Linked DNA regions of Homo sapiens: region 1 is linked to region 2. The links are chromatin contacts, found by Hi-C or POLR2A ChIA-PET in ENCODE. All regions are on one chromosome and are shown on one strand. The core of a region is the stretch at or near the end of the contact, and the rest is flanking DNA. Distances in the headings are between cores, read along the strand shown.

What was found. Hi-C counts contacts between places; a loop is a spot of excess contacts on that map. ChIA-PET counts read pairs that join two places held with the same protein, here RNA polymerase II (POLR2A). Pooled maps may share reads with other maps.
Region 1: POLR2A ChIA-PET joins it to region 2 with 13 read pairs in H1. The contact joins the promoter of NCR1 here to the enhancer-like site in region 2. A Hi-C loop is called at or near these places in 1 of 50 pooled maps. POLR2A ChIA-PET finds 5 or more read pairs at or near these places in 4 of 52 experiments (GM12878, H1, HEK293 and 1 more).

Annotation. Positions count from the first base shown.
Region 1 is chr19:54,904,759-54,908,665 of GRCh38, forward strand. It overlaps NCR1 (natural cytotoxicity triggering receptor 1), which reads left to right and starts at 1,390. Exons shown (of 7, transcript NM_004829.7): 1 at 1,390-1,463; 2 at 1,541-1,576; 3 at 1,765-2,049. The coding sequence starts at 1,430.
Region 2 is chr19:54,432,409-54,436,420 of GRCh38, forward strand. It overlaps TTYH1 (tweety family member 1), which reads left to right. Exons shown (of 14, transcript NM_020659.4): 11 at 3,134-3,276; 12 at 3,420-3,465; 13 at 3,683-3,763; 14 at 3,925-4,012. The coding sequence ends at 3,721. Among named protein-coding and RNA genes, the nearest start is that of LENG8-AS1, 15 kb to the right of the region's middle. Within about 2 kb of position 2,047, at least 3 of the 41 ENCODE cell types and tissues checked have a DNase peak (open chromatin) inside an H3K27ac peak, as active enhancers do.

The DNA of each region.
Region 1 (3,907 bases), core at 140-2,639, 470 kb after region 2:
CGACCTAAGGTGATCCACCTGCCTCAGCCTCCCAAAGTGCTGGGATGACAGGCCTGAGCCACCGTGTCTGGCCAGTATTTGGTTTTCTGTTTCTGTGTTAACTCGCTTAGGATAATGGCCTCTAGCTGCATCCATGTTGCTGCAAAGGACATAATCTTGTGATTTTTCAAGGCTGTATAGCGTTCTGTGGTGTATACATATCACATTGTCTTTATCCAGTCCACCTCTGATGGGACCTGGGTGGATTCCATGTCTTCACTATTGTGAATCCTGCTGCAATGAACATACAAGTGCATGTGTCTTTTTGGTAGAATGATTTATTTTCCTTTGGCTATATACCCAGCGATGGGATTGCTGGGCTGAATGGTAACTCTGTTTGTAGTTCTCTGAAATATCTCCAAACCAAACTGCTTTCCACAGTGGCTGAACTAATTTACACCCACCAACAGTGTATAAGTGTCCCCTTTGCTCCACAATCTCACCAGCATCTGTTAATTTCTGGCTTTTCAGTAATGGCCATTCTGACTGGTGTGAGATGGTATTGTTGAGGGATAATTTAGGAATCAGAGAGACCGAGGGGTTGAGGAGGATTTATTATTATTATTATTATTTAGGTGCACCGGCCCCAGTCAGATTAACATCCAAAAAGACTGAGGCTCGAACAGAGAGTCCGGTTACCTTTTAAGCATTTTGTGGGGTTGGGGGAGATCTGTGCAGGGGGAAGCATATTACAGAAGCAAGAAACAAAGGCAGTTATTCAATTGAGACATGCATCACATTATTCCTTACTTTTCAAGAAAAATATGTTTTACGACTTGAGGTTATCCTGTCTAGTGACCTTGCAGCCGCACGGCAAGAGAAACAGGGTCTTCACAATGCCTGGGAAAGGGAGAGATAAGGCTCACTAGCCACAGACAGAAAAACAGGCAGTTCATGTTTAAAGGACTCCACCTCTTTCTCTTCCTCGGGGGGAACTGGGTTTTCTTAAATACAACTGAGTTTTTGTTTACACATTCTGTAATTTCTTTTAATTCCTGTTCCAGTATCTCACTGTGAAACTCCCTATGTTTTTATACGATTCTCAGGGGGTTTCCTCTGGGCATGATTGGGCACAACTTCCCACAGTCAGCTCTGGGTACGACCTCCACATTGCAGAATTGAGAAGTTGACCCAGAAATGCATTTTGGGCTGAGCAGACAATTGTCAGAGTTGCTGGCTAGACCACAGATGTGTCAGAGGGACCACGGCCTTTCTGTAAGCTCATGGTCAGAGGCGGAGGGGAGTTGTGAACGTTCTGATGAAAGCAGTCAACGTGAAAGCGCTCTGGTGATGGGCGCTGGTGCTCACCCACCACTTCCTGTGTATCTATCTCCCTGGCCCGCCCGGCTCAGTCCCCACTGCTCAGCACTAGGCCGGCAGAATCTGAGCGATGTCTTCCACACTCCCTGCCCTGCTCTGCGTCGGTGAGTTCTGGCGTGGAAGGGGAATGGGATCACGGTGTGCCTGGGAGGCAACAGGTCTCATTACTCCCGTCTTCCAGGGCTGTGTCTGAGTCAGAGGATCAGCGCCCAGCAGCGTGAGTCCTTCCTTCAAAGCCCAGGGTCACTCTTCCGGATTCAGGCCAAGCTCCTTCCACCCAAGCACGGCTGGGGTGAGGGGACAGGGTGCTGGCTTCCCAGGAGAGCTTGGGGCCAGCAGCTGGGTGGAGCCTAAGGTTGGGGGGAGGGGGCTCCGCTGGAACTCCAGCCTCTGATTCCCTTCCAGAGACTCTCCCAAAACCGTTCATCTGGGCCGAGCCCCATTTCATGGTTCCAAAGGAAAAGCAAGTGACCATCTGTTGCCAGGGAAATTATGGGGCTGTTGAATACCAGCTGCACTTTGAAGGAAGCCTTTTTGCCGTGGACAGACCAAAACCCCCTGAGCGGATTAACAAAGTCCAATTCTACATCCCGGACATGAACTCCCGCATGGCAGGGCAATACAGCTGCATCTATCGGGTTGGGGAGCTCTGGTCAGAGCCCAGCAACTTGCTGGATCTGGTGGTAACAGGTAACTGTCCGGTTCTCTAACTGGAGAGTGATCTCAGTCTGCATCCGGGATGCAGCATCATCTATGAACTCTTCCAAGCCCCACTCAGACACTGCTTGTCTCGGTAGGAGGCTGGAAGGAGGGGTGATCCCCATCACAATCCTTGCCTACAAGGGGTTGTCTGCAGACCGTGTCTCTACGTCCTAGGAGCAGATGTGTCCTCAGTCAGTTTCTCCATGACACAGATTCTGAGATAGATATTTGTATGCAGGGGTATGACTGAGGAATGTCCTCAAAAACAATGCCTGTGGGCCAGGCGCAGTGGCTTACACTTTGCTTCCCTCACCCATCACAGGTGGTGGGTTTTTTTTTTTTTTATCTGTTTTGAGACGGAGTTTCGCTCTTGTCACCCAGGCTGGAGTGCAGTGGTGCAATCTCCAGTCACTGCAACCTCCACCTCCTGGGTTCAAGTGATTCTCCAGCCTCAGCTTCCCAAGTAGCTGGGATCACAGGCACCCACCACTACGCCACATTTTGTATTTTTAGTAGAGATGGGGTTTCACCATGTTGGCCAGGGTGGTGTCGAACTCCTGACCTCAGATGATCCGCCCGCCTCACCCTCCCAAAGTGCTGGGATTACAGGTGTGAGCCATCACACCCAGCCAGGTGGTGGTTTTCTAAAAAAAAAAAAAAATTAGCTTTTTTTTTTTTTTAACAATATGGTTGTTTATTATTATTATCAAGTATTATACATAGTTACATATACATACATAATTGTATGTGCTATACAATTAGGTTTGTTTATACCAGCAACACCAAAAACACATGAGCAATACTTTGTGCTAGGAAGGCTATGATGTCATCAGGCAATAGGAATTTTTCAGTTTCATTATAATCTTATGGGACCACCATCATATATGTGGTACATTGTTGGCCAAAATGTCATTATGCAGCTCACAACAGTATTTCATGTCCATTCAAATATCTTCTTTTGTGAAATGTCTATTTAAATCTTTTGCCTATTTTTAAATTGGGTTGCTTATATTTTGATTGATTAGGAAAAGTTATTTCTATATTCTGTGTCATATACTTGTGTTGAAATATATATATTTTTTGTCTGTGCCTTTTCATTTGCTCAGGGTCTTTGGACCTTGTTTGGAGGTTCTGGCAGGGGAACACAGCTACTCATTTATTCTTTTTTTTTTAATTTTTTTAGTATTTATTGATCATTCTTGGGTGTTTCTCGGAGAGGGGGATTTGGCAGGGTCATAGGACAATAGTGGAGAGAAGGTCAGCAGATAAACATGTGAACAAAGGTCTCTGGCTTTCCTAGGCAGAGGTCCCTGCGGCCTTCCGCAGTGTTTGTGTCCCTGGGTACTTGAGATTAGGGAGTGGTGATGACTCTTAAGGAGCATGCTGCCTTCAAGCATCTGTTTAACAAAGCACATCTTGCACCGCCCTTAATCCATTTAACCCTGAGTGGACACAGCACATGTTTCAGAGAGCACGGGGTTGGGGGTAAGGTCATAGATTAACAGCATCCCAAAGCAGAAGAATTTGTCTTAGTACAGAACAAAATGGAGTCTCCTATGTCTACTTCTTTCTACACAGACACAGTAACAATCTGATCTCTCTTTCTTTTCCCCACATTTCCCCTTTTTCTATTCGACAAAACCGCCATCGTCATCATGGCCCGTTCTCAATGAGCTGTTGGGTACACCTCCCAGACGGGGTGGCGGCCGGGCAGAGGGGCTCCTCACTTCCCAGACGGGGCGGCCGGGCAGAGGCGCCCCCCCACCTCCCAGACGGGGCAGTGGCCGGGCGGGGGCTGCCCCCCAACCTCCCGGACGGGGCGGCTGGCCGGGGCTTTTTTTTTTTT
Region 2 (4,012 bases), core at 797-3,296:
TCCCACCTAACAGGTTAGAAGATGAGGAGCAGAGTTGAGGGACCTTCCCAAGGTCACACGGCCAGCCAGCCCATGCACACTGAGGAGAGAGGGACCTTCCGGAGGGCCCCGCCCTCTGCCCCCCACAGCCAGGCAGTTGCCCAGTTTTGTCCTTTCTGCTTCTGGAATGTCTTCATCCATCTACTCTCAATGCCCAATGCCCCTGCCGCAGCTGAGGCCTCGTTCTCTCCCCTGCAGAAGGAAGCATGGCCCCCTCCCCATCCATCCCCCCATGGACCCTAGAATAGGGCTGCCAGATTCAGCAAACAGCAAACCACTCTGCTATAAGTACGCCCGGTGCAATGCTGGGGAGATACTTATACTAGAAAATTATGTATTGGGCATCCGATACTCAAATGTAACTGGAAGTCCTGAATTTGATCTGGCAACCCTACCCAAGAGGGATTTGTCTACGCCATCGCATGGATCTGAGCTTTCCCTGGTCTGGCTCAGACAGACCCCTTCTGTGGCTCCCACTGCCTCCCACCCTTCTGGAACTGGCATTCCAAAAAGGGAGTGGGGAGTAAGCACTGAAGCCATGCTCAGAATTGCTGACTATTGAGCTGAGAAAGGCTGGGCCCCCACCCAGCCCAGGGCTGCCCTGATCTTTTGCATAAGGATAAACTGGGGTTCAGGCGCTTTTCTGTGGCCTAGGCAGAAACTGGGCTGGAATACAGGCCCCCAGACTCCTTTGTGGAGGGAGGGAAGGGAAGGAAGAGGACAGATCACTCTACCCTTCCCTACCACTGCACCATGAGACCCTGGGTCTCCATCTCCCCTGTCAGTGTGCCAGGGTCCTCACAGATTAAAATCAAGAATAAGCGGCGGGGCCGGGCACTGTGGCTCACGCCTGTAATCCCAGCACTTTGGGAAACCAAGGTGGGCGGATCACCAGAGGTCAGGAGTTTGAGACCAGCCTGGCCAGCATGGCGAAATCCCATCTCTACTAAAAATACAAAAAAACTAGCCGGGCGTGGTGGCACACCCCTGTATTCCTAGCTACTCAGGAGGCTGAGGCACGAGAATTGCTTGAACCTGGGCAGTGGAGGTTGCAGTGAGCTGAGATCGAGCCACTGCACTCCAGCCGGGGTGACAGAGCGAGAATCCGTCTCAAAAAAAAAAAAAAAAATAGGAGGGGGCTAGGGATGGGTGCCTCGTGCCTATAAACCCAGCACTTTGGGAGGCCCAGTGGGGCAGATCAGAACTCCTTGAGCTCAGGAGTTCAAGACCAGCCTGGCCAACATGGTGAAACCCCATCTCTATTAAAAAAAAAAAAATCAACAATAAGGGACATCAGGGATGAGGATGAAGGAGGGAGGGCACTGGAGCCTAAGAGAATCAGCTCCAATATCGCTTCTGCCCCTTCCAGACAGTGTGACTCTGGGCAAGTAGCTTGCCTTCTCTGGGCTGCAACTTCTTTCCACCATTGCAAGAGGCGGCAGCGTGAGAGGGTCAGTGTCTGCCTGGCAGGGCTGTTGTGAGGATGAAGGACAGTGTGCATGTACCAATACTCTCAAAACAGAGCCTCCATTGCCCCGACAGGTCCGTACCCCAACCCTCACTGGCTTAGTAACAGACACCCCACCTCAACCAGGTGCTCCTGCCAGAAACTCAGGCTCTTAGCTCCCACAACCATTCTCAGAACAAGTTCTGTTGGCCCTTCCTCTGAAACCTATATGGACTCCCACCGCTGTTCCTACCACCATTGCTGTGCCCTGGTCCCCGCATCCTAGCCACCATGACCACAGGGGCCTCTTCCCTGTCCCCCCTCGCCTACCCCCGTCTGTCCTCCATGCAGCAGCCAGCCAGCCAGGTGATCCTTTTAAAACACAATCCGATCAAGTTCTTCCTCTGCTTAAAACGCTCAGTGATTCCCCTCAGACATGGATTAAAATCCCTGTTCCTCGCCCTGACCTACAAGGGCCTGGGTGGTCAGTCCTGGATCTGTCTGCCTCTGGCCTCAGCCCCTCCCAGCTTCCTCTGCACAGCCCTCTGCCTGGCTCCTTCCTGGAGGACCCATCCCTGCTAGTGGGGTTACCCGACCTACCCCTGCCCTGCACTGACCCCCGCCCTCCTACCTCGTTGCACACCAGCCTCTGAGATGACCTTCTCGGTCCTGTTTACCGAAGTTTCCTGGTACTGGGGGCAGCGCCTGGGGCAGAGCAGGCTCTGTCAACCCCCACTGAATACATACGCTGTGCAGGTGCTTAGCACTCGGTGAAGGCCGTTTCTGCTGATTTCTTGGGACGACAGTCATCAGAGCCAGCATTTGTTGGCATGTTGAGTGTGTATTGTGTGCGCGGTGTCATCTTGAGCCACTGGTTGGTTTTTCGACGTGCTGTTCCACGTGCTCTAGGCCAGTGATTCTGCCCCCAGGGACACCTGGCTGGGTGAGGAGTTCTGCCCCCAGGGACACCTGGCCGGGTGCCGAGTTGCTGTTGGTTGTCACACTGCAGGAGGGGGTGCTCCTGGCATCTGGTGGGTGGAGCTGAGTGGGGCTGCTCAGCACCCCACAACACACAGGGCAGCGCCGTCACCACAGAGAATGATCTGGCTCAAAATGTCAGCAGGGCCCAGGTTATGAAGCCCTCGCCCCTGGACCAAGGCGGAGCTGGCGGTGGCTGGCCTGTGGGCGCTTGGTGCAGGGGAGGATGCTCTTGCAGGAGGTGCCGCTGCCGGGAGGGAGAAGGGAAACGGAAGTAGCAGTTCTCACGTTCCTGGGTAGATGAAGATGGAGGAGAGGGCCCAGGGCTGGTGGGAGATGCTGGACTGGTTCTAGATGTGGGGTGCTGACTGGGGAGGACCCATGTGAAAGGGAGATAGGGGCCTGCAATGACAAGGGCGGGTGCAGCTCAGGAGAAGCCAAGTCTGGAGGCTGGGCAATTAATTCCTGAGTGCCAGGCCTATCACACCAAAGACCCCACTGTACCCACTGTATTCTCAGAACTGCCCTTTGACAGGGGAAACTGAGGCACAGAGTGGTCAGTTGACGTGTGCAGTACCACAGCCGGGAGGACGGTCAGACTGATGTGCACAGTGTGTGCCGATGGGGGAGGGGGTGGGGACGCATGGCCTGATGACGCCCTCCCCTCAGGACTATGGTGCAGCCCTGCGGGGCCTGTGCGAAGACGCCCTGGAAGGCCTGCTCTTCCTGCTACTCTTCTCCCTGCTGTCTGCAGGAGCGCTGGCCACTGCCCTCTGCAGCCTGCCCCGAGCCTGGGCCCTCTTCCCACCCAGGTCAGGAGCGGGGGAGGGTAGGGTCCTGGGGAGGGAAGAGGAGGGGCAGCACCTGGGGACCACGGTGGCAGTGGGGGTGGGGGGTGCAGCCTCCTGATGGGTCCCCATCCCGCCTCTCTGCCATGCCCCGCATCAAACCCCAGTGACGACTACGATGACACAGACGATGACGACCCTTTCAACCCTCAGGTACTGGATGCCTGGGTCTGAGGGAGGAGGGGCGGGGGGTCCTGAACTCCTGGGTCTGAGGGAGGAGGAGCTGAGGGCCTGGCCGCCTGGGTCTGAGGGAGGAGGGGCTGGGGCCCGGACTCCTGGGTCTGAGGGAGGAGGGGCTGGGGTCCCACAGTACAAAGCCAATTCCCACTCCATTCCCTCCTCTCCCCCGCTACCCCGAATCTCCTAGCAGGAATCCAAGCGCTTTGTGCAGTGGCAGTCGTCTATCTGAGCCCCTCCTCCCGGCTGGACTGGAGCCTGGCTCCCCTCTTCGGTGAGCTTCCAAGGGCCACCCCAGCTCCTGCAGCCGGGCCTCTGCCCCCCTCCCGCCCTCCGAGCTGCTCCAGGCATGGGCTGCGTGCCTCCTGCTGGGTGGATCGCACCGGGCAGGCCCTCCAGCCTGCATCACTGCCCTGTCTCTCCCTCTCTCCGCAGTTCCTTCCCTGGCTGCCGGAGGAGACCCCACTAACCCAGCCTGCCTGGGCTCTGACCACTAACACTCTTGGCCATGGACAGCCTGCAC